Linked DNA regions of Homo sapiens: region 2 is linked to region 1. The links are chromatin loops, found by intact Hi-C in ENCODE. Cell type or tissue: heart right ventricle. All regions are shown on one strand. Links, peaks and the distances in the headings refer to the core of each region. The heading gives the core; the rest is flanking DNA.

The links. A loop is a pair of places that touch in the nucleus more often than their neighbours do. Peaks named below come from ENCODE experiments on the same cell type or tissue, not always from the same donor. Only the 100,000 strongest peaks of a DNase experiment are listed, where the experiment ranks them.
Region 2: a loop joins it to region 1, with 1.9 times the contacts of the local background. A loop is called at or near these places in 3 of 110 quality-filtered maps.

Annotation. Positions count from the first base shown.
Region 1 is chr14:34,122,986-34,138,830 of GRCh38, reverse strand. It overlaps LOC102724945 (a long non-coding RNA gene), which reads left to right. Exons shown (of 9, transcript XR_001750942.2): 3 at 11,687-11,802; 4 at 12,520-12,578. Among named protein-coding and RNA genes, the nearest start is that of EGLN3-AS1, 91 kb to the right of the region's middle. In heart right ventricle, for the core only: no CTCF peak of the experiment used is centred there; DNase peaks (open chromatin) are centred at 7,640 and 10,010; H3K27ac peaks cover 3,113 bases.
Region 2 is chr14:34,198,101-34,213,945 of GRCh38, reverse strand. It overlaps LOC102724945 (a long non-coding RNA gene), which reads left to right and starts at 10,218. Exons shown (of 9, transcript XR_001750942.2): 1 at 10,218-10,287. In heart right ventricle, for the core only: no CTCF peak of the experiment used is centred there; no DNase peak of the experiment used is centred there.

The sequences.
Region 1 (15,845 bases), core at 3,281-11,280:
GAATCTTAGAGCTAAAGTGTCACTAGCCTTGTTTTAGGAAGAAGCTGCAATGAGTCTCATGTAATTTTGAAGATGTTCTAATGGACACAAGGTAGGGGATGGCAAAGAGGCACTGAAAGAGAGACTGCTGCTTCCCTGCCCCATAATCTTAGCCTGTTTTCCCTACTTTGTTTGAACAGGATGTTTAATATACATATTTGTTTATACATCTGGGAGAGGATCAGAGTCTAAAAGAATTGTAACTGGAACACTTTTTGAAATCCACTTTCAAGGAGGGAGAGTATTTTAGAAAGTCAAAACTTGGTCAATAGAGAAGGACAAACAAACCATGCACTTCTCGTCTCTGAGAGAGCTTCAAGTGCCTGTTGCAAATTGATTTAAGGATTGTGACAATAATGTTGAGGTTCTTTGAAGATGGCAGCAGCCTGATAAAGTTCTTGAGGAAGTAAATTCGTATGTGAAGTATTTAAGGTCAAAACCCTTTGCACACCACTTTTGGGTTTGTCTTTTGTCCAAGCCCACTGAGTGGTTATTACGGTGATGTATGTGGGCGAGTGGCTAAAGTGGCCACAATGACAAGTGCTTCCTGACTCTGTGTTCAGGTGTACAATTCTGTTTTCTTCCTCCTTACCACTCTCCTTCCCATGCCCCTGTGGTCAGGATGGCCATCCCATCCCACCTCCCTAACCCTGTCAAACAAGGCACTGAAAATGCCATTTTTGCCTTTTCATTGTGATTCCTTTGTGAAAAGAAATGGGAGCAACCACTGGATACAGTGCCATCCAGAGATGTCCATCATCTTCTGGCTCAAATGGAAAAACCACAGCTATATCATTGTTCAGGCTTGGTACATATTTACCCAGCTTCTCAGACACCTGAGAACTCATGTAACTCAACATTTGTAAAATTGTCATTTGTTCAGGTAAGGTTTTCCTCTCTACTCATTTAAACCTTTGCTTTCTGAAAAACATCACTGAGAGAGATGGCTGGACATGTGATAGTAATAGCTTTGTGGGGCAAGCAGGTAAGTTTACATCCCTTTCTCCCTTTCTGGGAAATTGAAGGATGCCAGACAAAAAGTCCCTCTAGTTGTCATTATTATATACTTAAAATAAGCTGGGTTCAGGCTCTCTCACAAAATGCTAGTTCTTGGACTGAAGCCAAACATGTAAATTTCAGTTCAAATAAATGCTAAATAGGAAAAGCAAAGGGGTCAGCCCTGGAGGCTCCCCTGTAGGCCACCGGTGGCCCCTTGCTCTGGCTTGCCTTCTTTTCTTCCACATCAGCAGGCCTATTTTCCTGGAGATCTGCCTTGACTTGGTGAGCAAGGCTCAACACAGTGAGTCTCTTGCTTGTTCAAGGGGGAAGGGAATCTGCCTTGCCATCCATAGAAAAGCTAATGAGCTGAGGTGACACCGGGCCTTGAATTCAGACCTCCTGTAATGCTTTGCTTGCCTGATGCTGCTGTAACATATTTTTATATTACTCCATAATAGGGAGACAGTGAAATACAGATCCTGCCAGGCTGAGTTGCTCCCACTGCTTCTCCAGCCACTCAGCAGGGATTGAGATGCTTTGCATCAGGGGTGATAGAACATTTTGACTCTACTGTGGAGGTTGGCCTCGGGCCAAAGGAGGAGCTGCTGCTTCTTTGTATTTCTCAATGAAAAGCAGGCACTCTGGTGTAGCAGGTTCCAGCCTTGTTAGGATGCCAGGGTCTATTCCTTACTTCTGGGTCTGGATTTGAGCAAGTTGCTCTCCCCACTTGTACAAGGCTTGTGCAGGAAACTGGGGGTGGTGGGGGACAGGAGCAGGAGGGAGAAGGCAGTGATACTTTTTATTTCCAGAATGCTATTGCCATGCTCTAGCCTTTCCTGGTATCTGAGGAAACACAACTTATGTCAGGAATCTAATGCCTCCCAGGGACTCCAGGCAATGACCTACTAGGGTGAATACTACTAGTTCATCATCACTGCCCAGCTCTCCTAAAGAAGAATACTCTTGTAGAAGATACTATTGGATTATTGGTCCAGTTGATTGTGAATCTTAAAGATTTGCAATCTCAACAGTTTAAATTAGAAGTTTAAGAAAATGGGAATCTATGATTAACATGACTCAACGTAGAAGGAGAAAACTTCCTTTAGCAGCAGGATGGGTAAAAGGCAAGGTCTTAGCAGAATGATAACCTGGGTGTCTGTCTCCTGTTGATGTCATTGACAGGCCCCACTGAGCAGTAGTTTTAGACTTCTGTATTTTAGGTCTGGCTGGCCATTCTAATTGTGTGAAGTTATTTGGTTGGCATTCAGAATCATCTTCTATGGAGTTATGAAACCCACTAGAGAGGCAGGAAAAGGGCTCCTGAGCTGAGGGAGCAGAGGGCCCAGCCCTACTTTGCCTGATCCTGCCCACCGGCTCTTCTCGGTGAACTTCCAAGATGCCCTCCATGTAGGTCCTCAGGGATAAGCTCCATGACCTCCTGCTCACTCCCATCACCTTTCACCTTTGGCTTTGGACTAGGTGCAGGAAAGAGAAGCACAAATAATAATTTCTGACAGGATATAAACTTGCTGGTAGGGAAGAAGAATGAAGAATCAGGAGAAATAGAAAGTGCTCACTGTGTGGGTAATTATGTAGGATCTGCCAATCTTGTAGGTGGGTGTTGGAGCTGAGGAGGAAGAGGGTCTTAGGTATTGTTATGGAAATCCTGTGTCTCCTCTAGATAAGGGTGGTTGAACACCAATTGAGAATGTCAGCTGAGAAAAGTTTCTAGAAAGCATCCTCATTCGTTTAGTCCTTCCTTCAGCAAAATTATAGTAGATACTTTTATGAACAAGGCCGGGGTTAACAAGACATAAAATACCAGGTTAAAGACTATCTGGTCATCATAAGTACATGATCTATTGAATGACTTAAGGCTCTCCTCCATGTGTCTTCCCCCTTGAGAGTTACTTTTTGAATTTAGTCCCAAAAAAGCATTGTCTCTTGTGAGGAAATGGTCTATATCCTTTTTTTTTTTTTTTTTTTTTTTCCAGATTTGAGAACTGTGTAACTTATGTTTCTATTTTTTTCCAAGGTTCTAGTTTGCATACCACAGAAATCGATTCTGGCTATTGCAGTCAGAAAAGAGGAATTTGTGGCAGGGTGTGGCGGCTCATGCCTGTAATCCCAGCACTTTGGGGATTACAGGCCCTTGAGGCCAAGGCAGGCAGATAGCCTGAGGTCAGGAGTTCGAGACCAGTCTGGCCAATATGGTGAAACCCCTTCTCTACTAAAAGTACAAAAAAATTAGCCGGGTGTGGTGGCATGCGTCGGTAATCCCAGCTACCCGGGAGGCTAAGGCAGGGGAATTGCTTGAACCAGGGAGAGATTGCAGTGAGCCAAGATCGCACCACTGCACTCCAGCCTGGGCGATAGAGTGAGACTTGATCTAAAAAAAAAAAAAAAGAAAAAGAAAAGAGGAATTTGTTGAAAGGATGATTCAGGACCAAGCTGTACCACTGACTAGCTCAGGGGCAGTGGACAAGTCATTTATCCTTTTCAAATTTCACTTTACACCTTACCATTCCAGCCCTACCTGAAAGTCCCCTGTCCAAGGCCCTTGGAAGAGCAAGGGACAGTGAGGCAGGAGAAGACCAAGAGTTGAATATAGGCCTGGCCCATAATGTGAACATAAGTATTCACTTTCTCTGATGTTCAACAATTCATCTATTCAATCATTTATTCATTGGGTTGTCAGATAGTCTACTATGTGCAAAATAATCTATTTTGGCATTACATGCAAAATAATCTGTTACAGCTTTAAAATATATCTGGAACTTTTTAGATTATTTCAAGCCTTATTCTGAATAAATGTTTGTTACTTCTAGTTCTATAAGTGAGGAAATGTTTATGGCAAAGACTTTTGGCACTTTGTTTTCAAGGTGGTGTTATCTTTTGCATTCTTTGTAAATGACTTTTTTTTTCTGCCAAATAATAACTGGTTAACAAACACATGTTCATATTTATTGATTAAAATGTTGTTACTTAATTCCTTAAAAAAAAACAAACAAACCCAAAAGCCTCCCAAAGTTTGCTTTACCTGCCATTCAAGGAATGTTGCACAATCAGAGCGAGGCTCACAAAATAGATGGAATGCTCAAAAACCAAGCCTGGGAAGCACATAGGAACCAAGAGAGTTCTGGATAGTGAGGTCACAGGAACTGGTTCTCTTGCTGCTGGGCCAGGTTGAGTAAGACGTGCAATTGCCTTCATGATGTTGGGTCACTCTACATTCAAGTCCTGGAAAAGTTTCTGATTAGCCAAAGGCTTCAGTTTGGAAAGCTAGTCCCTTTCGATGTCTTAGAGGGAGTACCAGCCACTCTCAAGATTAATGGGGTAGTCTTCAAAAGGAATATCGGTGGGCAGATGTTGGATAACAACAAAAATGGATGTCCGGAAATGCAGAGTAAAGCTGTTGCTCAAAAATAAAAACAATATCCACCCTTGTAAGGAGTGTATGTGCTCTTTCTGCCTTTTCTTGGTTCTGATTTTTTTCTTCCTTTCCCTTTAATTACCCTTATTGTATTGCATTCCTTGAATGGCAGGTAATGTGAGATTTGGAAAGGATAAATGACTTGCTTGATGTCTCTGAGCTAGTAAGTAGTACAGCCAGGTTTTGAATGTATATCTTTTCACTTTAATTTCAGTTGTCTTGTCTTTCCCTCTGTATTGATGCAATACAAAGTGGAGAGTGACAAATATCAAGAAAGTTACAAGAAAACTGCTCTACTTGATCTAAAGAGGAGTATTTCTTCAGGTTTGAAGACATTTGTTGGTCTAAGTAATTAACAATAAATATGTTTTCTTTGCTAAAGGGAGAGTGCATCCACTCTCTTTTGTAAACCAGCTAACCCACCAGCAGGGAATGTCCTATCATTACCAGGAAGGTGCCATGAATAAGAAGAGTGGTTTCTTCAGTATTTTTTTCCCTGGTGAGTTCTGAGGATCTTAGGTCTATGTTCAGGCTATTCCTCTCTTTTGAAAAGACCTATCCTATCATCCAAATGCATCAGAATTTAATTTTCTTGCCTTTATAAAAAGTGTTTTCTGGGGGAAACTACATTTTTTTTTATAAAAAATTTGGATAATACAAAAATAAAATATAATGAAAACAAAAGTACACTCAGAACTCCACTGTTATATTTTACATGTATGTGTACATATTTTCTTTTTTGAAAATTGAGATTATATGATATCCTTCTTTTACATGACATAATTTTGTGAGCTCATGACACATGAAACTTTTGATACTTGGATTCTTAATAACTATTTACTTTGCACTTATTTGGGCTCACAACTGTGCATCAAAACCCCTTCCTGTCCTCCAGGAACTACCTTCTCCACTTTTAGTCTATGTAGGGAGGAGGAAGGGCAAGAAGCCAGGAATCAAGAAATCAAGAGAGCAACCCTGCGAACCATGACTTCAAAGTGATGATTCTTGTCCTACGTTAAAGATACCAAGGAGTCCAAAACACTTCTTTCTCTATTTTTTGAAGAGTATGAACATGTGACTTAGTTTTTGCATGGAACCATATCTAAAGCAACACAGTTCTGCAGAGTACAGCTAATTTTTTTTTAAAGAATTCATTATTTACAACAGTCTCTTCATTAAACAGGATCCAATTCCTAAGCCACATGGGCAGATCTCACTTGTCTCCTCTTTTCCGTCCTCCAGCCTCTGGAAGCCACAGTGAACCATCTAGGTCACTTATCAACCCACAGCTCCCTGCTTTCTTTTCCCTTCCCTCCTCTGTTATTTCTTTTATTGTTTGGGCCACTTCGCGTCTTTTCTAGAAAGTAAGAATACTTCCTCTTTAGGAGGGGTAGGAAGAGTTAAATTGTGGACATTTAGCATTCTCCTCAAATAGCAGGGGGAGAGAGATGCTGTGGACACTTACCCCATCATCTTTTATAGCCCTTTTCCGTGTCTTGCATCTCTGTTCCCCTGAAGTGACCGGCACTGGCACGACCACCTGGAAGGACCTGGGGGAAATTCTTCCTGAATAGAAGTGACCCTGAGAAACCAGGCAGCAAGGCTGATTCTGGGCCATGGCCCCAGGCTACGCATGGGCCAGCTTGGGCTGGGAGGACAACAGCAGCGGTTGTTCCTGAGTTGCCCTCCATGCCTTTTCACATCACCCCACCATCCACCCCAGGGGTAGCCTCCAAAAAGGGACTGAGATCACATTCCCCTGCCAAAGCACGGAAGCTCTGTCCTCTTGGGTAACAGGCCCCAGGACTGTGGACTGGCAGGAGATGGGTGTGGGATTAAGGAGAATGAGGTTGGTCTCTGAGTTTACATCCTAGATCTCTTTGCAGGGTTCTGCTTTCCTTGAGAGTTAGAAAAGAGCCAGAGCATATATGTGAGAAGCAAAATGGCTGGAAAGCTGTGGGCCTTGAGTATTTATTTATTCATCCCAGATTCTTTCAATATACATTCACAAGAGGGTGAGGGTGATACCTAGGTGTTCAGGCTCTAGAGTCGAGCAGACCTAAATTTGAAGCCTGTTTCCGCCACCGATGAACTAGGCAAGCAACTTTACCCCTTTAGACCCCAGCTTTTTTATGGGTAAACTTGGGCAACCTCCTCAGCAGATTATTATGAGGATTAAGAGAAAATTGAAAAGTGCATGTGGAGCATTAGTTCAGTGCCCGCTACATTGGTCTTGACGGGTGGCTGGTATTACTGTTCTTGAAAACGTCCTCCAAGAAGGCTGTGACGGAAACAAGGCTAAGTCAGATACAGATCCTGCCCAAGGTAGCTTATGATGGGCAATCCTAACACCAGAAATGATGGGAGCCAGGAGAGAAGATTAGGACGAAAGGGGCATGAAACAAACAGAATCAAAGGTTCAAAAAAGGATCGGCAGAAAGGATTGTTTAACATGGTGGGGCTGAAAGTGAAAGCTGAATTGAACAGAATATAACAGTGGGGTCTGACAGAGCCTGGGCATAGTGTCTAAAGGTGGGAAAGAGGAGCAACAGGATACATTAAAAGCACAGTAGGTGAGCAGACTCGTCACCGGGTTGACAAGAGTGAGAAGGTAAGCAAAGGAGAAAGCAGACTGGGATCGATAAATAAGCAACAAACGTAGTGATAAAGACGACCCTACCAGTCCAGACACTAAGAGGCAGCCTGTCACAGAGGCTGGAATTGGGCTTGCAGTTTAAGATCACAAAAAGAAAAATGTATGCAGATGTTTGCAGATTTTTCTGATGCTTTGATCGTTTTCCTATCACAACACTCAGAAATCCATCCTGGATTTATCCTCAGGAAAGACATCTGAGAGCCCCTCTCACGCCTTGTCACTGCCTTGGAAGATTTCATAGTCAAGTTCTCAGAGATGGGATAAGTGGTTAAGAGAGTGATCAGCACAAGTTGCTGAGTTCTGGAGACCCTGATTGGAGCAGATGCCGGCTGCGTGAACTATGTCTAGACATGGAAATTGTGCTCTTAATCTCTCAATCCTGCTTTCTCTACATTCTCTGACAACGCGCCTGTTTCTGTAAACATTCTCACCACGGGAGTGGAGCTGGAAACACATGTGCAATCAGCAGCCACAGCAGCTACAAAGGGGGTTATGAAATCCGCGCAAAAATAGCCTGCTTGCCCCATAGGCATGCAAAGCAGCCAACTAGCCAGGGAGAACGTGTCAGGCGGCAGATTTCGCTCAGTGTTTCAAGAGGCTTCCAGTGACCTGTCATACTTAGGGGCAAAGGAGCTTAGTGCTGGACAGAAACACCCGGAGGGGCTCTGGGCCTGCGGACAGAGCCTCCTGTGCAGCTGTGAGCGACAAGACCTCCTCCCAGGGAGGCAGTACAACTTCCAAGAGATGCCAGCCTCCTGTCCTACCTGCCCCGCAACTCCTCAGCCCTGGTTTAAACTTTTACTTGAGCCGGGCACGGTGGCTCATACCTGTAATCCCAGCACTTTGGGAGGCCAAGGCGGGAGGATCACTTGAGGCCAGGAGTTTGAGACTGGCCTGGGCAACATGCTGAGACCTCGTCTCTACCAAAAAATACAAAAATTAGCCAGGTATGGTGGCACAGGCCTGTAGTCCTAGCTGCTCAGGAGGCTGAGGCGGGAGGATTGCTTGAGCCCAGGAGTTCCAGACTGAACCCTGGATGACAGAGAGTGAGGCCTTGTTTCTGAAAAAACTTCTATTTGAGTTAAAACTTTGAGGTCACGTAATGTTACTGGAGGCAAGAATCTAAAAAGCCTGGCTCCTGCCCTTGGAACTTAATGCATCAGCTGGCTGGCCCTTTGCAGGGTTGGGATGGTGCATCTCTATAGAGTGAGGGAGTGGGAGGGAAAAGCACTTTGGCTGGGATGCTGGGCGCAGGGCTGGCAGATATGTGTTCACCATCTGCAAGGTGAAGGGGTGAGAAATGAGACTTGCTGTGAACAGGGGGGTGCACTGGGTGTCTTCTTTCACCTCCAGCTCCTCCTGCTGCATGACGTTTAGCCCAGTCACTTTGGGCCTCTTGCTTCAGCTTCACTACTGAGTGGGAAGGTGCTCTCTCCCCTGTATTTCACTCCTAAAGAAAGAGGAAAGGATCACCAGTCAGGTGACTGGCCATCACCTCGTCACGTGTCCTTGAAGTTGGAATCTCAGTCAACTCAGAGAAATGATTACATTACTGAGTGCCGTCGCAGAGGTCCTGGGGATATTTTTGTCAATAGAGCCCTTTGTGACTGAAGAGACAGGGTGGGTCATCTACATTCTGTTGGGGAAGACCATGGGGCTAGAAGTCAGCAGATCCAGGCTCTGAGCCAGCTCTGTCGGGTTACTTTCTGTGTTACTGAATGTCTCTGCTTTCCTCAGTTGAACAAAGCAAAGATCTGTAGCCCAAGAAAGGCCACTGGGCAATTGTAATGGCTAGGCTAGGGCAACAGAATGTGCTGAGGGCAGCGTGGAAATGGTGGCCAAGGCACTAAAGACCAGCTTTCTCTTTCATGGGAGCCTGAAATGAACCCTCTGCCACCTCCCTTCCCCACCCATAGATTCCTTTCCCATTTACAGGCAGCTAGGTTGGCCTTGGCCTGGACTGGGTTTCTGTTTTGTCAAACTAACAGGTTTCTGCTGGGAGGAGGGCACTGGCGGAAGTAGCATAACTTATCTTTGGTTTAGGGGTGGAACTTCGGTTGTTTCTCCAGGCACGTCATGTCTTGGCTTGGACCATCCCTTGCTAAAGCACTGTGCTTCACATCCTTTTACGGGAAGTACACGACCTTCCATCTCCCCGCAGGTGTGGGCTGGACCCACAGGACCCAGGCAAAGCCTTTTAGGTGGGTATCCTATTCAGAGGGCCAGCCAGGGACCCCATTGGCCTATTCCTCATAGTCCACACCTGTTTCCAAGGGGCCTCTTTGAACTCAATGACTTTCACTCTTTCTTTTGGAGTCATTTTAGGACAAAGGGAAATGAAATCCTGGTCCTTCAGTGACTTGAGCCATATCTTAAAATTGGGGTTGGGAGGGAACAGAATGGCTCCCCCAAGTCCTGCTCTGGGAGTCAGTTGTTGCCTAGGCTGGGACTCTGAGCTAGTACCCATCATACACAGCATTCCGATTTCTCCCTGTAGCATCCTGAATCTGTATATGCTTTGGGAGCCTGGGGTGGGGAGAGGCCAACCCCTGTCCCTCCATCACACTGTACTTCAGAGAAACCTGTGGAAGATAAAACTACCATTGTGGCTCCTTCCAAGGAGCTTTGGTAAAAAGGAAAGGTATCTGTTTCTGTAGGGATAACACTGAAGTGGAGTGTTGGAAACTCATGTTTCCAGAAAGCTTGAAGGTTTTGACCACCCCAGATGCTTTCTTCATGTTTCACACCAGGCAGCTTGGGCGTGGAGAGCTGCCTCCACCAACTTGGCTGAGAAGCCCTGGCAGCTGCTCAGGCTGAAAATAGTAGGTGCTTCGCATTTTCATCGCAGCCTGAGCAGGGCCTCACGTACACACACCTTGGCACGCAAATGTGGGCGCAGAGATTGTTCCAGGCATCGGGGCCGTGTTCACACATGGCTGTGAGGTGAAGCTGGAAATAGGCTCTGGTAGCCAAGGAAGCAAAGGAGCTGAGGGCCTCTACCATGTGGGGCTGCCATCTCCTTCCTGCAAGCAGCACGGAAAAGGACCTGCCTGAGCCTCAGTGGCCAAGTGTCTTCACCCCTGTAGCCCAGGACAGGCTTTAGAAAAAATGAAAAACAGGTTCATGATGGTTATTTTATGCAAAACCTTTGGAATTCTTCCTTTATCTCCAAATACAAATATTTAAAGTGTTTAAATCACTACAAGAAAATAAAAATCTAAAAGCAATCTGTTAAATAGACTGGGGATGTTGGTAGGGAAAGCAATAGGATCTCCTCTCTGCTCTTGGTGCTTGGGGCACCTCTCTCTTGCTTTTCTCTCACTTCTTGGCTGCCATTTCCCAGGGCCCTGTCCTGGGCTCATCCTGGCATTGATCAATGGCTCTGAAAACATAGGACAACGTAGCTTCAGATATTTAAAGCAGGTATAAGATGTGCCGGAGAGTATCTACAGCATCCATCTCTCTCTCTCTCTCTTTCTCTCTCTCTCTCTCTATCTCCATCCATCCATCTACCCATCCACCTCTTCCTCCCTGTATACTTTCCTTGAGAAAATAGACTCTATTAGAAAGTTGATTTCGTGCAATGCTCTAAGACAGTTATTTTTTATTTATTTTCATTTTCCCCATCATGTTCCTCAGCCAGGAGTTTCAGTGAGCTAGTCGAAAGTGCACCAGCCTTGATGAGAGATGGGCTTAGCTTTGAATCCAGGCATGCTATATGTAGCTGCAGAGTGTTGGATAATTCACCTAAATTCTCTGAACTTTGTAAACTGAGAGTAACTACTTTGCAAGCCTTCTGTGAGGTCCCAGGGGGACAGTGTGTACAAAGCACCAGGAACATATTAGCACCCAGTGAGAGGTGACTGCACCATTTCCTTCATGTTGTAGCATTTTTGAGACTCCTAGTGAAAAGAAAACATCACAGATGTACAGAGAAAGGACTGGCCCAGGCACAGCACACACCATCAGCTCATCATGCCCAACCAGTTTGACCTTGGGTCACTAGCAAAATGCCTCTGTAGAAGGGTGCATGTGGAATGGAGCTGGGCTACGGTGCCATTCACTTCTTATGCCTTTTTTTTTTTTTTTTTTTTTTTTTTTTTTTTTTTTTGGTGAGATGGAGTCTGGCTCTGTCACCCAGGCTGGAGTACAGTGGCGTGATCTTGGCTCACTGCAACCACCGCCTCCCGGGTTCAAATGATTCTCCTGCCTCAGCCTCCCAAGTAGTTGGAATTACAGGCACCCACCACCACGCCTGGCTAATTTTTGTATTTTTAGTAGAGATGGGGTTTCACCACGTTGGCCAGACTGGTCTTGAACTCCTGACCTTAGGTGATTCACCTGCCTGAGCCTCCCAAAGTGCTGGGATTATAGGCATGAGCCACCGCTCCCAGCCTCTTATGCCAATTTAAGTCTGCTTGCAAATAGAAGTGGGACTAAATATATAATACAAACTTAGCTAGAGTCCAAAATTGGAGTAGAAGTTGTTGAAACAGTTTCCTTCATGTAATTGTTATAAACAAAGTATAACAAAGCTATTCATTGCCCACTTTCTGCAGGGTGTATCAACCATTTTAAATCTGCCCTCAAAAGCACAGAACAAATCAGACAGCATTTTGCTCACAGAGGAGAGGGTGTATGAGAACCAAATTCCAGCTTCAGCACATGGCCTTGGGTAAGTCATTTGCTTTCTCTACACCTTAGCTTTCTCATCTGTAAAATAAGAATGGTGATATGATAGTAGTAATAATTCTACAGGCCACATGTGTCTCATACCATTATAATAACGATCAACCGAAGTCATGTATTTTAAAGCCTTCAGGAAACTGTGAGTGTAAGGCATGGTTATCTCACCTTGCAGGAAGGTCTTGAATCCATTCCAATAGCCTTTATTGGATGAGTGGTTTCTGGTGTTGATTTGTGTGCTTGAAAACATGTAGAAAAAGGCTGTGGGCAACATTTCTATCAGGGGTTGTGAGGTGATCGTAGGCAGGTTGCTTCTCAAGGGCAGATGATGTAAGGATGAGAGGGCCAACTATGATATCAGGGGATAGACTCAGGATTCCTCCAGGCCTCGATAACTTTAATCCTCTCTACCTTTGTCCTCCCTCCCCTCAATATGCGGCAGTCTCTGTCCCTTGCATGAACACAGGCTCCCTCCTCTTGGTTACTTTCCCCATTTATTAACTTCCTGATCTCTTGAACAAGGTGTCTGCAGCAGTCTGTGTTCACCAGATGTTCTATGTGGTGTATTGTTTGGGTGAGGCCGTGGAACTCATTCTAGCAGATGAACCATGAGCAGGGGTGATATGTGTGGCTTCCACACTGGGGCAATAAAGAACCAATGTCTTACTTCCCTTGTTCTTGCTTCCTCTGCCATGTGCCCCCAAAGGTACAGCTACAAGATGGAGGAAGCTATTTGACCTGCATCAGACTTTACGTGAACAAAAGGTAAGCCTTTATCATGTGAAACCACTGAGATTTGAGGATTTATTCTGGGATTGCCACATAGTTTGGCCTGTCCTGACAATAAGCGGGACATGCCTTGCTGCTTCACTCCCCCTCACCCCACCTGCTCCTCCAATTTGTGTAATCTTGTGTCTGCCCTCACTGCTTGGAGAAACGGCTACCCTCAAAATTTACCAGTGACCTCATCCTTATTTAGCTACAGACTGCTGAGTTGCCTCATTCACTTAAACTCTTCTTTCTCTCTTAATCTTTTACTTCATTATTTTAAGCTTAATAAAAAGTAATCCATTCTCACTTTAAGGAAATCTCCCCTTACCTTCCCAATTATTTATCTGCTTTTTGTTCTGTTTCCTTTTCTCTTACCTCAAAAGGCAGGTTTCCCCCCAAAGATCTGCCTCTGGCTCTCCTCTCTTCTCATCTCCCCACTCCCCCAGGTGCTTCCATATGCTCCTGTGTGCTCCAGCGGTTGGCTCGTTTGCACAAGGCGGCATTCCTCACTCTCAGCTCCAGCCTAACGTTTCCAGCCTCTCTAGATGTCTGCCTGGGTCTGCAGCCCACTTTTGGAGATGACTGTTCAGAACTAGACTTATCATCCTTTCTCCTTTTTTCCTTCTTCTTCCTACTGTGCTCCCTTTTACTTACTGTCCATGGCACTGTTATCAAATTTCACCCAGGCTTGACCCCTACATTTTCTTTTTGACTTGGTCTTTTCCATTCTACCACTCCCTTATCTAATCAGTTATTGAGTGCAGTGGATTCTTTCACCTGGTCCCTTCTCTGTATCTCCATTACTATTACACTACTTGTATGTATGTAATGGCATTGGGAGGAGACTAGAAAGACACATGCTGGACTGTTGACCATGGTTAGTTCTGGGGAAGAAAATCCATGGGAGTGGGTGGAGACGATGGGGGCCTTCATGCTTGAAAATGTGTTATTCTGTACTTTTAACATACTTTCTAGCAATAGATTCACATATTAACTGCATAATACAAAGGCAACTTTAAAAAATAAGAATGGGCTGCCTGTGATGTAGTGAAGACTTCGTAACTGGAAATCTTGGAACAAAAGTTAGATGACTTAGCATTAGGGATGTCACAGATGTTGTAGAGGGGATTCCCGTATCGAATGGTAAACTAGAAGTTATCTTCTGCATCAGTTAGGATTAGATTCAGTGGTGAGTGATGGAACTCCAAAATAACACAGGCTTAAACAACATGGAAGTTGTCTCTGAAGTAAGAGTCCAGAAGGTAATCAACCCAGGGTTTGTGAGAGCCCTCCACGATTCTCAGAGATTTCTTCCCTCTTGCCACTCCATTCCACTCATGTCATGGGTTCCACCTCATAGTTTAATCAACTTGCTAAAGCTTCAGCCATCGTGTTTGCATTCCATTTAGCATGACAGGCAAATTTGTACATGCCCTCTCCCTTTCAGGCCACTTTCTAGAAGTGGCTACTTCTACTTTTACTCCTTTGGCCAGAACCTAGTTACACAGAAACACCGAGCTTCTCAAGAGGCTGGGATATGCTTTAGTCTATGTGGCCATGTGCCCAGCTACAAACTGGCGATTCTATTACCAAGGAAATAGGGGAAAATGAATACTGGGGAGCAATTCATGTTCTCTGCCAATGTTTTAACCTTGTGATTTTAAAATTAATAATAGCTGCTACTTACCGAGCTACCCTATGGACTAAGCCCTGGGCTAAGTGCTTCATGTGTTATCTTGTTTAATGCTCACCTGTCTGTGAGTACTGACGGGTGCAGCCATATCCCAGGCCTGGCCGCAGCCACAGGGGAAGATGGGAAACTCAGTACAGATGGAGTATCCCTAACTCGAATATTCAAAATCCAAAATGCTCTAATGAGTGTTTCCTTTGAGCTTTATGTCAACACTCCAAAATTTTAGAATTTTTCAGCATTTTGAATTTTGAATTTTTAAATTAGGGGTAGTAAACTTGGTGCAAATATTCCAAAATTCCAAAAAGAAGTCCAAAATCTGAAACACTTCTGGTCCCAAGCATTTCAGATACACTACTCAACTCGTACCTAGTATATTTGTTCCCAGTGAGGAAAAGCTGTCCTCATTCCCACCAAAACTCCTAAGGTGGGAATTTTCCATACTTGGAAAGGGGTTTAAATGCTGGCATATGACCACCCCACCATTCAGTTTCTGTATTGCCCTCATTTTAGGTTTAAAAAACTTGAGAAATGGAATTTGAACTGGATTATTTTCAAAGGTTTTGAAATATTTGGTTCTCCTTCTATCCTTTTCTTGTTAGAAATTCCTTTGAAAGCAATAGCATACTAATCCCTGGCCTCCATAACAGGGTCACTTGGTAGGCATGATAATGCCTCCTCCCGACAAGGTTTCCATGTCCTAGTCCCTGGAACCTGGGAATATGTTACCGTATATGCTTAGCAAAAAGAACTTTGTAGATGTGTTTGAATTAAGCATCTTGAGATGGGAGAGAATCCTGGATTAGCTAGTTGGGCCCCATGGAATCACTGGGTCCTTACCAGGGAAAGAGGGAGGCAGGAAAGTGAGAGTCAGAGAGGGCAGCATGGTGACTGGAAGTGGAAGTTGGGGTGATGCCATTGCAGACTGGAATGAACCTGGGAATGTGGCAGCCTCTAGGGCTGGAAACAGCAAGGATTGGGGCTTCTCTCCTAGTGCCTCCAGGAGCAGTGTGGCCCTAGTGGTCCCTTCCTTTTAGCCCAGCGAAAGCCATTGTGGAGTTCTGACTTCCACAACTGTGAGATAATAAATTCATGTTGTTTTTAAGCCTTGAAGTTTCTAGTAAATTGTTACAGCAACAATAGGAAACTAACACAGGGCACAAGTTAAAATGCCTCCAAGGTCCAGAATGTACCATAAATGAGTAAAGTAAGCTATGGGTAAAAAACATTTTTAAAAACATACAATCCTTTTAGTCTCTTTCATTTGTGCATTTTTGACAGAGCCATGAGTCCAAAGTTTTGATGTTCCTCCTAACTTTGTAAGAAAAATGATAATAGCGGTAAATGGTGATGGACACATGACTTCAGTGGTAGGTAGAGAGAGGTGGGGACTAGGGGGAAGTGGAAAGTGAGTCAGCTGCTAAGGACGAGGAAGCTGCAGCCAATTGTTACCTTGTAGAATTTGGATTTGGTGTTTCCAGTGTTTCTAATTTAATTGTAGCACAGTATCTTTTGTTGTCTTGCAAATGAAGAGTTCAGACAAAATCTATCTAGCAGTCTTACAAGTGAAG
Region 2 (15,845 bases), core at 5,058-13,057, 73 kb before region 1:
TGGCATGGAACCTGAAGGGGCTGAAGAAATCACGTGAGTATTTCTTTAATAGATTCGTTTCCTTACTTGTTGATAACTGCTCACTTTTCCTTAAATATCCTCTTATCTAGGGCCTTCTAGTCCCTGAGAGTACAGGGAAAATGTCAGATATGCAGAGATAAAGAAAATCTTATTCTTTTACTGGAATTTTTCAAACTTTAGTAAAACTGTAGAAATGTTTAAATTGCCTTCCAATTTCTGAAGGAAATTGGTTTCCTTTAACGCTTAACGAGATAAACTGCAATTCGATTCAAGTCATTTTTCTGCCTCTCCTTGTTGACAATCTGAGCTCCGTTTTTTTGGTTTCCTCCTGCTTTCTGATTGACTTCAAGATTGCATCTAATCTTTTTATTCTATCTTGCACGAATGCAGCCTGCAATGTGTTGTGACAAGGAGCCAGACCTCCTATTAGCATATATTTATACCTTGCCGCACGCAAAGTGGTGCTTGGGGATTATTAAACCAGGCTGGAGCTCTGAAGGGATATAAATGGCATCAGATTCGCCCCCTCCCCACAAAAAAGCCCTCCATCTCAACTGTCTATCCACGCGGAGATCTAATTGTTTGGGGAAAGGGACAAATGCGGGGAGCTGAAAGAACAGTTGTGGATGAAGTTACTGTGATGGAGGAATGATCAGATAATTGCAGGCATGGGAGACGCAAGTGATGCTCATTGTCCTCGAAGGGCCTGGAGACTCCTTGGAGGAATTTTAAGGCCACACTGTGAATCAGTAGATAATATGATCAAGTTAATCTGCTGATGAAGTACTGGAATGTGGACAGTTCTGGACAGACATCTGGGAATGAAGAGCTAGGTGAGAGGTGTTTATGATTTGTGGGATTCAGAATATGAATTCACAGTCCTAGATATCAGGGGATGAAGATGGGGACTAGGATTCCAAAACAGGGTCCCTTCTGAGATGACTTGAGGAAACAGGCAATATTGCTTCAGGTTCTAGTTGTTTTTCCAATAAATAGAAATCAACAGAGCAAAGCCTGAACAACATTGTAACACATGCCTGTGTTCTTTGGTGTTCCAGTTTCTTTCAGTGGGACTCTTGGGGCTCCCAGCTCCCAGGGTTTATGAATCACTAACCTCTATCGCCTATCAAAACTGGTGATCAACTGATATTAGTCATTCACACATGGGTTTGACCTAATTTCCACTCATGCTAACCATCCCACAGCACTTCTATTTTAAGCTTGTTTTCTCTAATTGCAGAAAGACTGGCTTTGTCTCCACTGAAAGAAATTTCCAGCATTAGTAAAAAGCAAAAGAGACAATTTGGGGGAAGGGAAGCCTTTTTAGTGATTTGTATGCTAGGGAATTGGTCCAGAAGAGAAAGTACTTTTCCTCTCTTGACTCTCTAGTAGGTCTCGTACCCCTAGGATGATGAGTCCCAGTGACTTTCTTGGGAATTGCTAAGTTTTGAGAAATTTTTCGTTATGACATAGTATCTCACAGCCTTGAATACATCTGCCTTTTCCAACTGTCTGCGAGCACTCACAGGGTAGGGATGGTGTCTCATTCATCTGTATTTTTCCATTGATCGTTGGTGTTCAATATACAGTTTTTGAGCTGCACGGCATAGGAAACACAGGTGTCACTATTCTACACCTTTACCTGTTTCAGCCTTTGTGATAGGAAGTCAGACCCAGGATGCCATTTGGGTTGTATGCGGGGAGTATATTGGGGTGGGCTTCACTTCACTTTGTTTATTTCTCCAGGTACTAGGAGTGGTGAGCTGACCCTCTCTGGGGTCCTCTCTAAGGGCCCAGGACAGCTGTCCTAGCCCGTGCCTGCTTTTCACTAGGCAGACTCCATTGCCATCTGTCTTTCTCTGCCCAGGTTGTACTTGCCCCTTATTTGGGGCTTTCCTTTCCACTCTGGTAAGATTAAGGATTAACTTAGGCAGAGGGAAGAGTCAGAGAAGAGCAAAGAAACTCCTTTAGGCTTGGCCTAATTAGGTCTGAGTCACTTAAGAAAAGGGAAACCACAGAGTGTTCAGAAATTACTACTTTGCTTTCCTTTGTATACGTCTCCCTTGGGGATGTCCTTTGGGGATCCCACGGGCTGCAAGGTATCTGGGCTAAAGTTGGATTTAGGAAAATGAAACACTTGATTTGACTATGGAAAATGCATGTTTCCAGGCAGGAGAGGAAAGATTAGGTAGGTAACTAGATAGGCTAGAGTTCTTTTGCTTATGAGTGTGTTTTGTGGAAATTACAAACTTGAAATGTGTGTGAGGAATAAGTAACAACCAATTTTACAGTCACGTTCAAACATCTAACTCCTTAGACATTTGGGAAGTGGTGTGGGGACTGATCAGAAGCTGCCGAGAAGACACTTAGATTCTTGTTCAGGGGAGGGATGTAGATATTGATAAATGTTAGACATCGTTAGGAAAAATGAGCATAATATAAGTATAGGTTAAAGAGTTAGGGCAACCACCACAACAATAACTATAGAATTATGACATTTAAATCAGCAGAATAAAATGGAGACTATTTAAAGAAAACCAAGAAAGAGAAAAGAAAGAAATAAAAGGAAAACATGGCAAATAGCACTAAATAAGATAGCAAAGTGTCAAAGTAACAGTAATTATAGTAGATACAAGTGAGTTAATGTGAACAACCAACAGACAGAAAGAGTTTTTAGACCCATGATCTGGACAGATGTTATTTATAAGAACCATAAATTTTAAATACAAAAGGATATAGACCGATTGAAAATAAAGGAATGGAAAAAAATACACCAGTTATGTCTGAAGCAAAGAAATCATAGGTAGCACTTAATATCAGAGCAGATAGAATTTAAGGTGAAAAACCTAATAAGGGACAAGAAACATTACATGTTGGAGATATGACACCATCATCATGAACATATGTGCTGCTAACAGATCTCAAAATATCAAAAGCAACAACTGACTTAAGAGAAAAAAATAGATCAATACTTATGGTTAGAATAAAAACAAACCTTTTTGGAAAATGAAAAAGCAAATATATAAAATATATCTGAAAAGAGATCAAACAAATACATAAAATATGTGATTTTCAGGCCTGTGTAGGTATAAGTAAAAGAGGAAGTTTAATTCAAAGGCTCAGCTTCATCTAGACTATGTTCTTTGAATATGGTGTGATAAAACTAGAAATTAATGACAAAAATGAAAGCTAACTAAATAAACAATGTGAATGTGGTAAACTAAAAATTATATCTAAAAATTTCCTAAGGTTTTATATATAAAGACGATTTCAAAAAATGTGTTTTCAGTATGAGGCCTGTGTCACTTCATATGTCTTTTCGTCCAGTGTCTGGTGAATTCATTTTGTGGTATAGCAGGTAGGAGGCTCTGTAATGAACCAAAGAATACCAACTGAACATAAAGAAATCCTCTCTCCTATTTAAACCTAACTTCTATAGTTTGTGGAAAATTTTTGGAAAATATGACAAAATAGAGAATATAAGGCAGCTCCCTGACTGAAGGTGATTTCTCTGAACTTTGGCACAATGATTGGGAATATAGAGCAACTGGAGCCGCATCCTTACCTGGGAGTCTGATCTTCAGAGCAGCCTCCTGAGTGCCATGATGTGCACGACAGATACCATGGAGAACATGGAGGTGTCAAGAGGAAGAGAATAGTTCATAGGTTTACGCGGCACATTCTAAAGCCCATTTAAGAGAACCCAGGAAAAAGAGCAGGGCTAGAATTACAGGTATTTTGCTTTGCAGAGGATCACTGATGTCGTCTATGTTTGCCTCTAGTCTGGTGTGGCCAGGGTAAGTGTGAGTTACTTATTGATTTAAAACCTTTTTACCTGGGAAATGAGGGGTAATTACAATTGTTGGCTTAATAGGTATGGTGGGTTGGGTTTCCTAGGAAGCCAACACAGAGATGGAGATAAGCATGAAGGAGGTTTATTAGAGAGTGCCCTTGGGGTCAACATTTGTAGAAGGAAACGGAAGGAAGAGAAGTAAGCAGGATTGGTCAGAGGCAGAAGCTGGGCTGTGATGAAGCCTTTGCAGAGCAGATACATTACGGAAAGTTTTGAAGTTGGGGTAACCCTTTAGAGTGGTCTGGAGTTACGGTGGGAAAGCTGGGACTTTATACCCCACTACTACCACTACTACTAGTCATTAAATGGGCTCTGTGCCAGCAAGGGTGCATCGGCTTGAGTGAGGTGGCTCTTTTCAGCCAAGGCAATCCAAACAGGGATAATAAGCAGTAGTAAGTCCTTCATTCCTGAGGGAGGACATGGATGCCATATCACAGTGTCTGTTATAGTAGTACAATTTGATACACATTTTCTTCCAAACTAATTTTTGCATTTAAGAAAGTGAAGGGTTGGAAGAAAGTGCTAGGCTTAGTAGGCAGTTGAGGGTGAAATCCTTCCCAGCCTAGCACTTGCTGTTGCTATGTGCCCGCTTTGAGAGAAATGGCTCTATGAACGTGAATGGAAAGAACTGTGCTTTATAAAGGTGTAGCACAGGGAGTTCTAACAGTTTTTCCAAGGACCATCTTGTCTGAACAGGACACTAGGAGTGGGAGTATCCTTCCTAATTTTTTTTCCATGTGTAAAGGGAAAGCATGAAGTAAACCATAAATGTTTCAGGTACTACATGTTTCTTTGTCAAATCCTACATATTTGTTTTGAAAAGAATTTAAGAATCTTAATGAACACCCTTGAACTTGTTTTTCACCTGAGGCTAGTCAAGGGTAATTCACAGGTGAGAAGAGAGAGCTTGTGGCTCTCTAAAGAGCTTATGGCTAATTCTACTTCCTACACCTTCTCCCTACCTCCTCCTTTCCTCTTAAACAGGAGAACTGCAGGGGAGGGAAGGAAGAGGGGAGGCCACATGTGAGACCGACAGAGGTGTTGGCAGGAGGAGGACAGCATGGTAGGGGACTCTTCATAGATCTTCCAAATGGCTGGTGGAAGCTGTCTACGTCTTTGATCCTTCTTGGGCTGCCTTCTTGGTGGAATTTTTATCTACTTGTGTGTAGCTAAGATGTGTAGAGCTAAAATGGACAGACCCCAGCAGTTAGAGCAGCCTCCCAGTGTGGGCAGAGCATCTCCTCAGAGAGCAGGGATTAAGCACAGCGGTGTTGGTGTCAAAATCAGACCGTCAAAGTTCAAAGACCAGCTTCATTTCCTGCTGGTCACGTGGTCTTGGACCAGGGATTTAACCTCTCTGAGTCTTAGTTTTCTTATCTGTAAAATGGGGCTGATAACATTACCTCATAGATCTGTTGTTGAGAATGGAATGAATTAACCCTGTAAAATCACTTAGAACATAATAAGTACTTGATAAATACTAGCTATTATTTAGACTATGGGGCCATGTTCCCTGTCCCCTGGGTTTCCTACCTTGACAGATAACTTTAGTATCACACACCAAGCTCCTCTACACCGAAATCTCCCACTCAGGATTGAGGGTCAGAATTTCTGTAGCCAGTATTTTCTCTACCCATCATCTAAGCAAGTGTACAGAGATGCCATGTATTCTTATTTCCTGCATACTGTATTTATATTCTAACACACATAATTTCCCATTTAATAGTCTTCATACACAATTACCTGTCCTCATAAAGACTATTTCTACTCCTGAACTACAGATGGAGTCATTCCAAAGCCTTACAGATAGAAAGGTGGGATCCGTTGCCAAGCATAGATTTTTTTCCTAAATCTCTCCCTGTCTCATCTTACTGTCTTGGAAGATAAATTTTTAGTTTAAACAAGAGGCAGGGAGTAGAGGCAGGCCCCTACTAAATTTTAAATTCTAGACTAAATTTTGCCCTCCAACATTTTTTATAGTCCCTTATGCCATTTTTTCCTCTCCTGGTCTCTCTCCTGGTCCTTCTTATTCTCCTTCAAGGGAAAAGAGCCAAGATGGAGGGCAGCCTGGGAGACTAAAGAACAGGATCCATTTTCATAGACTTAGAAGTAGAACAGGATGAAAGACTAAAACAAACACGGAGCCACAGATTTTGACTTCCTTTGCCTGGAAGCATTGAAACTGAGGAAATGTACAAAAATATAATTTTGTACTTGTGCTATCAATTGTTTATATTATTTAGAGATATCATTTATTTAATTAGCCTATAGAGTTTTTTCACTGCAAAATATAAATGTTTTGTGCCAACCACCATCTTAAGCACTGGGGATACCGCTGTGAGTGAACAAAAATAGAAGCTCAAGAAGAGGTCAAAGCTCTTATGAAGTTTATATAAAAGTGAGAGGAGACGATAAGTAGATAAACAAATACGTATTATGTTGGGTGATGATAAGAAGGAAAAATAACGCAGGGTGTGAGATAAATAGATAAGAAAAATGAAATAAATAGGAAAAAGAAGGAAAAATAAAGCTGGGCGAGAAAACAGAAAAGGACAGTTGAAAGGGGGTATGTGCTATTTTGGGTGGGGTGTTCTGGGCAGGCCGCTTTGTGTTGAGCTGGGACCTTAACACAAAAAAGTGTTTTTCTTGTCATTGTCACCAGATGAGATTTGATGTAAAATACCTGGAATTTCCTTGAGAACAAGATTTTCCCCCATATATACCTTGATCACATCCATAGTAAAGTTGTTACATTCAGCGTGGCATTCTATGTTGATGATTGTCACAACTTTAGAAACTTTCTCTTTTCTATATTTCATTCATTCATTCATTCATATATTCATTTCTATATTTCATTCTTTGTCTCATCCTGTGAAAGGGTAAAACGTAGGAACTGGGGCCAAAACTGACTCATTATTCTGAATGTTCTTAAGTCTGGGAGCGGAGATTTACTGTCTAAAGCTTTTGCATTTGTTTGAAAAATCCATGTCTTTATTTCTTTATCTTTTTTTCTCTATCTTTTTTAAATGATAAGATTGAAAAGTGCAGTAAGAGTTCTGAGCCAATTTGGTGGCATTGGAAATAGTAGTTCCAGTGACTTTTATGGATTTTCTTGTTTTATCTTTGTGTTCCAGGGTGTTCCATAGATCTGGGGTTTGACTCATCCTTCAGACTTACTTCCCTCCGGTGGCTACTTTAACACCGAAAATCCCCATACCTTTCCATCAAAGTCTCTGTAAGGGAGACAGAGGACCTGCTGAGTTGTATTTTTATGATGAATTTTCTTTGTATTATATGTTTATATTCATTAATCCTGGAATCCTTACTATGTTGTTCTCCAACATCCTAAATACATACAACTTAAGGCTACATAATTTTTTCTGCTGTGATAGTCATACATCAATGATAGAAGGAACACAATCATTTGGGAATGGATGGGCCTTTTAGACTTGCAGTCCAGACTTCAGTTTTATCTCTGGAGCAGGCAGCATGCCCAGTTTATGCTGTACTTTGTTTCTAGGTTTTGTTACCTTGGCTAATGTATTTTCAGTGGGTGAAATAGCTTGTGCTCTACCTTCTTGCATAGAATATTGGTTCCAGGGGTAGAGAACAGGGAGAACATGCTTTATTTTTCTCTGCCTCCTCTGACCTTAGCTCCAAGCTCCCACAACTTCCAGGGATGCCTTGAAAACCAATTTCACTTCTAAACATGTATTGAGAGCCGAATCTCTGCTAGGTTTATAGTGGGAGAAGGGGGAGAGCAGCATAAAGATATCTGTGGAATGCAGAGATGTGAGGAGAAAAAAAGTGGCAGGAGCAGGAGAGAAGGCAAGGGACAGTGAAGCAGCAGAAAAGAAGGTGAAATCAGTTTCTGTTATATTCCCCAAATATATTTGAGGAAGATGATTCTTGAAGAGAATAAATACTTGTGGTGATGGAGGCTGTGGTAGAGGGGGTGGTAAGTGTGAAGATGCAGGGGGAGGAGATGGTGCTGGAGGTGGAGATGGAGGTGGAGGTGGAGGTAAAGGATGTAGTGGGGGGATGGAGGAAGTAGCATAGGAGGTTATGGAGGTGGGACAAGTGATAGAGGTGGAGCTAGGGATGGTGGAGGGGGTGGAAAAGATGGTAGTAGGAGTGGTGGAGGTGGAAGTAGTAGAGCTGGTGGTGGAGGTTATGGTTGGGTGAAGGTGATGGAGATGGTGAAGAAGGTGGTGAAGGTGGTGGAGGAATTGGTGGTGAATCCAAGGTGGAGGGAGAAGAGTTGGTTGGGGCGATGGAGGGAGAAGAGTTGGTTGGGGCGATGGAGGGAGAAGAGTTGGTTGGGGCGATGGAGGGAGAAGAGTTGGTTGGGGCGATGGAGGGAGAAGAGTTGGTTGGGGCGATGGAGGTAGAAGAGTTGGTTGGGGCGATGGAGGGAGAAGAGTTGGTTGGGGCGATGGAGGTAGAAGAGTTGGTTGGGGCGATGGAGGTAGAAGAGTTGGTTGGGGCGATGGAGGTAGAAGAGTTGGTTGGGGCGATGGAGGTAGAAGAGTTGGTTGGGGCGATGGAGGTAGAAGAGTTGGTTGGGGCGATGGAGGTAGAAGAGTTGGTTGGGGCGATGGAGGTAGAAGAGTTGGTTGGGGCGATGGAGGTAGAAGAGTTGGTTGGGGCGATGGAGGTAGAAGAGTTGGTTGGGGCGATGGAGGTAGAAGAGTTGGTTGGGGCGATGGAGGTAGAAGAGTTGGTTGGGGCGATGGAGGTAGAAGAGTTGGTTGGGGCGATGGAGGTAGAAGAGTTGGTTGGGGCGATGGAGGGAGAAGAGTTGGTTGGGGCGATGGAGGTAGAAGAGTTGGTTGGGGCGATGGAGGTAATAGAGGTAGTGAATGTCGTGGCTAAGAAGGTGAAAGAGGTAGTGGAGGTGGGTGGGAAGGTGGCTGAGATAGTAGAGGAGGTTGAGGTGGTAGAAGTAAGATAGTGGCGGAGGTGGCCGGGGAGATGTATTTGAGGTGATGGAGAAGGTTGTGGAGTGAGTGTAAGTGGAGATGGAAATACCTGTAGTGATAGCCCAAAGTGATAGGGTTTGTGGAGTCATCTACAAATATAAATATCCACTCTTAAGTCAGAGTGAAACAAGTGCACCAGCACGCGGGAGAACAAGCAGCCATATGTACTACTTAAAACAATTTTCTGCTTAGGACTTTCAGATATTTTTCTCACTAGTTTAATGCATTTTTGCCTTGAATCTAAAATTGTTTTTGTTTTCTTAGATGAGTCAGAGAGCAGTTGATGCCCATTCATTCTCACTGTAAATGCTTTCTATCCGCCAGACTGGACCAAGCATGGGCAATCAAAAATGAAAGAGACTTAGTTTCTGTCTTTGTTGAAGACACAGACCCATAAGTGATAATTATAACACAGTGACGTTAAATGCAATGACGGAGATGTAAACAGCTATGGAGGATGATAGACAACCAAGGTGGGGAGTGTTAGGGACAGAGGAAACTTACTGGAACAGGTAATACCTTAAGGATGAGAGAACTGGGGATTAGTTGGGTGAAGGGGAAGATGAGCATTATAGGCAAAAGTAGGAAGTAGGAAACAGTTTACAGTAAACATGTAGCACAGTAACTAGTTCTCTAACTTTAACTTTTCCTGCTGTCTGCCGGGTATGTTCAGTTCCTTGCATGATTTTGGAATTTAGAATCAGATTTGAAAGCATTCATGGTTGCAAAAAGTAAATTGTAAGTGTGCAGTCAGGGTCTTTTAGTGCTTTTTTTTTTTTTTTTTTTTGAGATGGAGTCTTGCTTTGTTGCCCAGGCTGGAGTGCAATGGCGCTGTCTCGGCTCACTGCAACCTCTGCCTCCTGGGTTCAAGTGGTTCTCCTGCCTCAGCCTCCCGAGTAGCTGGACTACAGTCTCGTGCCACCACACCCAGCTAATTTTTGTGTTTTTAGTAGAGATGGGGTTTCGCCACATTGGCCAGGCTGGTCTCGAACTCCTGACCTCGTGATCGGCCCGCCTTGGCCTCCCAAAGTGCTAGGATTACAGGCATGAGCCATTGTGCCTGGCTGATCTTTTGGTACTTAATGGTGAGATGTTCAAAAGTATAGACAATAAGGGAGAATCTCACAGTTGGTGCCACCAAATTCTTTAAACTCACCCGTTCTTGTAGCTAGAGAAGTGAGTGGGAAGACAGTTCAAAAGGATAGACAATAAAGGTGAATCTCACAGTTGGTGCCACCAAATTCTTTAACCTCACCCATTCTCGTAACTAAAGTGAGTGGGAAGATAGAATCTGAATAATTTTTCCTATCAGTGGAAGCAAGACAAACAGTATTTAAGCTGGGATGGGTGGGTGGGTATGCAGTATCTGTGCAGAAGATGAGTTGCTCACTCAGAGAAGACCTGATATTCAAGGAAAAGTCAGCCAAAAACGTGAGTCACTCATTAGCCTCTTTAAAAGGTGGAACATGCTAAGGCGGGGAAGGTAAACAGACTCTTGCTATGTTGGATTAAGATGTACCCTTAGATATAACTCTTCTCTGGAAATGAAAAAAATTCTCTAAAAAATATAGCACACATATCCTTGACCCAATTAAAATATAGCATTTCAAAAAGGAAGCAGATAGCACATGGTTTGTCAAATAAATGACTCAATAGAAACGCATGAAATATATTTGAATAGAGATTGCCAAATGTTGTTTTTTAAATAAGGAACTCATTAAAGTCTATGAAACAGACTTCAGAAATTGATTTCCTGGAGTGAATACCACAAATGATTCTCCAGAGCCCACGAAGAGGAAGTTTTCTAACCTATTTCTCTGGACCACAAGTTGTCCTGCAAAGGGTGAGAAGAGAGGGATGTCACTGTTTTTCTAGTTCGTGGTGCCTCCATGGTGAACTGAGATGCTCAGGGAGGCTAGATAGTGGCTTGATGCTGTTTATGCAGAATTTCCAACTCAGAGAAGGCCTCCCACCTCCATCTGGAAGACTTAGTATCTTTGCCCACCTACCTTTGAAAGCAGGATATGGATTGCACAGGAGAAAATATTGGAAATTGACCACTGAACCACATATTTAAATTCATTCCTGGCTCTTTCTTTCCAAATAGCAATTGAGTTTGATTATTGTGATTCGGCCATCTGCATCTCATGTTTATAATTGTCCACACTGCCACTGTCTGAGATTTTCTCAATTAATATTATTAAGGGGTGGATATGTGATTTTCTGGATGGTTCAATTTACTCTTCTGTCTTGTTTTGATAAGAAAGTGGCTACCTGCAAGCACTAAGGGGCTTTTATCGGCATTTCGAATTTTTGCTTGTGAGCAAATAACAGGAGAACAGAAATACTCTCCTGGTTGCCTTTCAGAGACAGAATTCTGTTTAATTTGCAAAACCATTTATAAATTCTCAGTATTAACTCAGCCTTTCTTGCCTGCCTTACAAAAGCAGCTCTTAAGAGATAAAGTGTTTGGGACCCAGTGGGAAAGATTCCAAGCTCATACTGCCAAATCTCCTGAGTTATCCTGACTCCTATCTGAGATTTGGGGATTTTTCTGTAAGAAGGAGGAGTGTGGGATTGGCCCCCCTCTGGAACATAGATGAGAGAGTAAATTGACTTGTCTGTTTTTCAAAGATAATTGTGGGTTGTGAAACTAAGCTAAGTAGGTAGCAAAATCCTACGCAGATTACAAAAGAGATTTTCCATCTCTGCATTACCACACGTAATTTTAGGCCCTGAAGCAATGTCTGGTGGGCCAGTTGAACGTGCTAGGGCAATTGTCTAATGACTCTGACAGAAGTGGTGGCTGGGATTAGATCATGAGTGATAGATTCCTAGAACTGGAAGGGACTTTAAAGATTTTCTAGGCAAACCCTTTTGCTTTCCAGTTGAGGAAACTGAGGCCCAGAGAAGCTTAGCTATTTCAAGTGGTTACCATGGTAATCCTGATTGCTAGCACTGTGCTTTGATGTGGGGTGACCCTCAACTAGACCTCAAATAATGGCTCTGCTGCCTTCACTGTGGATGTTCCCCAGAACACATGTCATGGGTGACACTGGGACTCCTCACAGCTAGTCCTGCTACTCAAAGATCACAAAGCATCTTGCTCTCATTTGTTTTGGCCACACCTCAGCTAAGGGGGCAATATTTTCTCTATTAATGGACTCACAATATGTGGCTCTGCCAGTAGTCAGAGGGATTCTCAGTGGGGACTTGGAGAGATGGGCCTGCACTTGTGCCTTCCATCCCAAACTCCCTCTTTCCCTGGGATTCTTTCTCAAGCTGAGTGAAAGAGCATCTTGGCTCTGGGATTTCTCCTTTGCTGAAAGGTTGAAAACACTGGTGGAGGTCTTGGTCAAGTTAGGCAAATTCTCTGCACTTTTGTTTCTTATCTGTAAAATAGGAAAAATAATAATTCACGAGGCTTGTTGCCAAACATAGTCCTGAGTGCAAGGAAGGCAGCTGATAAATGTTTATTCTCTCCTTTGCCTTTTATAATAAAATATCTGAATATTGCTGGTTTCTGATTAGTCTAAAGAAAGTTATTTAGTTTTGTCTATTTATGAAGATAATACCTCTTCCTTGTAGAAAATGAAACAATGCTGAAAATCGTGAAATCCCCTGAACAGTTACTATCTAGAGATAACTCTTCATACTTTTGCAACATTCTTTCAGTCATCTTTCTACGCATCTTTGTTTATATTTGTGTTCAAATCTATAATTTTACATAAAATGAAATCATAGTAGAAACACTCTTTTGCAATCTACCTTGTTCACTCAAGAGGTCAGTTCAAAGAAAGCACTAATAGATATTTTCTGCCAGATGTTTGTCTCCGCTGTAGGACAGAATGAACAACACAATCTCATCTCACAGATTGAAACTTCACTAAGACCTATTTGGCACTCTTCTCTCCAAATGTCCCTTTCCTCTATCTCCTCACTAGAGAGAGAATATGTCACTGGACATATACAATGCAATTTCTGGAGTGTGCGAAAGATTTGCCAACCAGGGAAGTTTTCTGCTTTTATTTACCCTAACAAAAGCCAGGATAAATAAATGATGTCTACTCTATAGTCTCTCCTGCATAGTCCTTTGAATCCCCTTTGTTGGATCCTTTTTTTATTTTCTGTGGGACAAACCTCCAGGGAAGGCACAGATTTTTGTGTACTGTAGCTCACTGGGTCTTACTGACCTGTAGCTATGGGTGGTCATTGTTTTGTTTAGACTGATCTTCTTGGCGGCCTAGTGTCTCATCCTTGTCAGACAGATTGACATTAGCGATGCTCTATCCTTCGCCTGCCTCTCAGTTTTGTCCATATCCCCTGTCTCTTCGGAACTGTGATAGTGGTGATATAAGTGATGATTTAGCACTAAGCATTAGAAAGGCATGCAGACTGATTCTGCCAAGAATTATAATCTGTTGCTGCTATCAGCTCATTCCTATGAATGCCCATTAGTAGAAAGTAGAGCTAATTGAAAGTCTGGGTATTGGGAGCCTTGGATCATAATGAGCAGATGAAAAACTTCAGTATTATAACCTCGTGTAGGGATATCACACTTCCATGCAAATGGTTCTCATCCATGAAGGAAGGATGTTAAAATTCATGTGGTCCCAGCTCACATATATATCACCAGTATGATGTGAAGGAAGGCCTGCCTATCTCTCCTTCCTTCCTTCCTTCTCTTTCTTCTTTCTTTTTTTCCTTCTTTCTTTTCTTTCTTTCTTTTCCTTCCTTCCTTCCTTCCTTCCTTCCTTCCTTCCTTCCTTCCATCCATCCATCCATCTTGCTCTGTTGCCCAGGCTAGAGTGCAGTGGCACAATCATGGCTGACTGCAACCTCAACCTCTCAGGCTCAAGTGATCCTCCTGCCTCAGCCTCCCAAGTAGCTGGGACCACAGGTACATGCCACCATGCCTGGCTAATTTTTAAATTTTTTTGTAGAGACAGGGTCTCACTATGTTGCCCAGGCTGGTCTCAAAATCCTGGGCTCAAGTGGTCCTTCTACCTCAGCCTCCCAAAGTGCTGAGATTACAGGCATGAGCCACCTCATCTGGCCTCCTTTCTTATGCTTTGAGATCCTGGATCCTGTGATTATTGTTTTCAATTTAAAAACAGCAGTTTCAGGGTGTTTTCTGTTTTGTCATATTTGGGCCAGACTATCTCCCAGAGTCTACAAGTTTACATTTCTTCACAGCCTCCGCTCTCCATACCACAGGAATCTGTGCCGATTCATTCATGCCAGATGTATTGAGGTGTTTTTTTCTTAGGCAGCTTTCATCTAGGAAGAGGTGGGCTGGATACACCCACTCGTTTCCCACCATCTCCAGAAGGAGCAGCTTTAACTATGACTCAGTGATGCAGGGCTTCTGACCACAACCTAAAAATGAAAGGCCCTATCACCAATCTTATCTGCTCATCAAAAAACAGACGGTGGTGATATGCAGTCAAGCTTGCTGGTACTTCCAATGCCTGCCCTGAGAAGGTTCTGCCATGGAGATGAAGACACGCTGGAGCCACAGGAGTGGTTCTGGAACATCTAACCTTCTTGTGCAAAGTTTCTATCATAACTTGAGATTAGACATGCTCTTATTAGGAAAGTTGGTAAGTTGGAAGGAAATATAATATTCTTAAGTTAGAACATTTCTGAGCTTCTCTTCCAAAAGAAAACTTCTAATTTATGTGGCATCTGTGAGTGTGCGTTTTCTCCTTCACTGATTATTTTACGATTTCTCCCATACACTGAGAATCACTGCAGAAGGTGCTCTGGGGCAGCTGGAAAGGAAGTATAAGGAAAGACCCTTGCTTTGGAAATTCTGAAGGAAAATGAAATATGCTTTCCATATGTTTGTATCTGTATGTGTTTCTAAGTAGACAACCTAGAACTTCTAGTTCTAAACTCTAAAGAAAGTCCGTATCTGGCTGGGCGCGGTGGCTCACGCCTGTAATCCCAGCACTTTGGGAGGCTGAGGCAGGCGGATCACGAGGTCAGGAGTTCGAGACTATCCTGGCCGTGCCACTACACACACATCCAGCCAGGGCGATAGAGCGACACTCAGTCTCAAAACAAAAAACAAAAAAAAAGAAAAAAAGAAAGTCCATGTCTAACTTGAATCTATGATTAAAAAATTGATGCTTATAAATTTTAAATGTAATTAAATGTAATCATCTGTAAAGCAAGCTGGATTTGACTGGGGTAAGTTTGAATTTTAGTTGTGCTCTCTCCACCTCTAGTTTAGTAGATGGGCCAAAAAGAGGTTGTCGGCTGGGCATGGTGGCTCATGCTTGTAATCCCAGCACTTTGGGAGGACGAGGTGGGTGGATATCACTTGAGGTCAGGAGTTTGAGACCAGTCTGGCCAACATGGTGTAACTCCGTCTCTACTGAAAATATAAAAATTAGCCAGGCGTGGTGGCAGGCACCTGTGATCCCAGCTACTTGGGAGGCTGAGGCAGGACAATTGCTTAAACCCGGGGGGCAGAAGTTGCAGTGAGCCAAGATGATGCCACTGCACTCCAGCCTGGGCGATAGAGCAAGACTCAGTCTCAAAAAAAAAGGTTACCCAGGGTCAAGGAGAAGAGAGCCAGTTTTTTCCTGCAAATGTGCACAGAAGTTACTTTGTGTGCTAGATGATTTCCATTTGCCTCTCCAGTCCACTCTCCATTCTCACCCACTCATGGGCTGTATCAGTGGCTACCTTGCCCTCTGTCATCTAGTAGGTTTGACAAAAGAGGCATCTACAGGTACAGGAGGACAGGCAGAGTGGAAGGTCAGGATATCGATTCTGCCAGTTCCCTTCCTGCTGTGTTGCTGTGAGTTGGCTGTGTCCATCTACCTATGACCACAACTCCTGTCGAAAAGTCCCTGCTCTCTCCAGACTCAGACAGATGCTCCTGTCCCTTGCCCTTTCAGCTCTAGGGTGGTATCAGCTCCCCGCTCTTGCTAGACCTGAGGTGCCCCATTATTCTTGGTTGGTTTCCTTACGCTCTG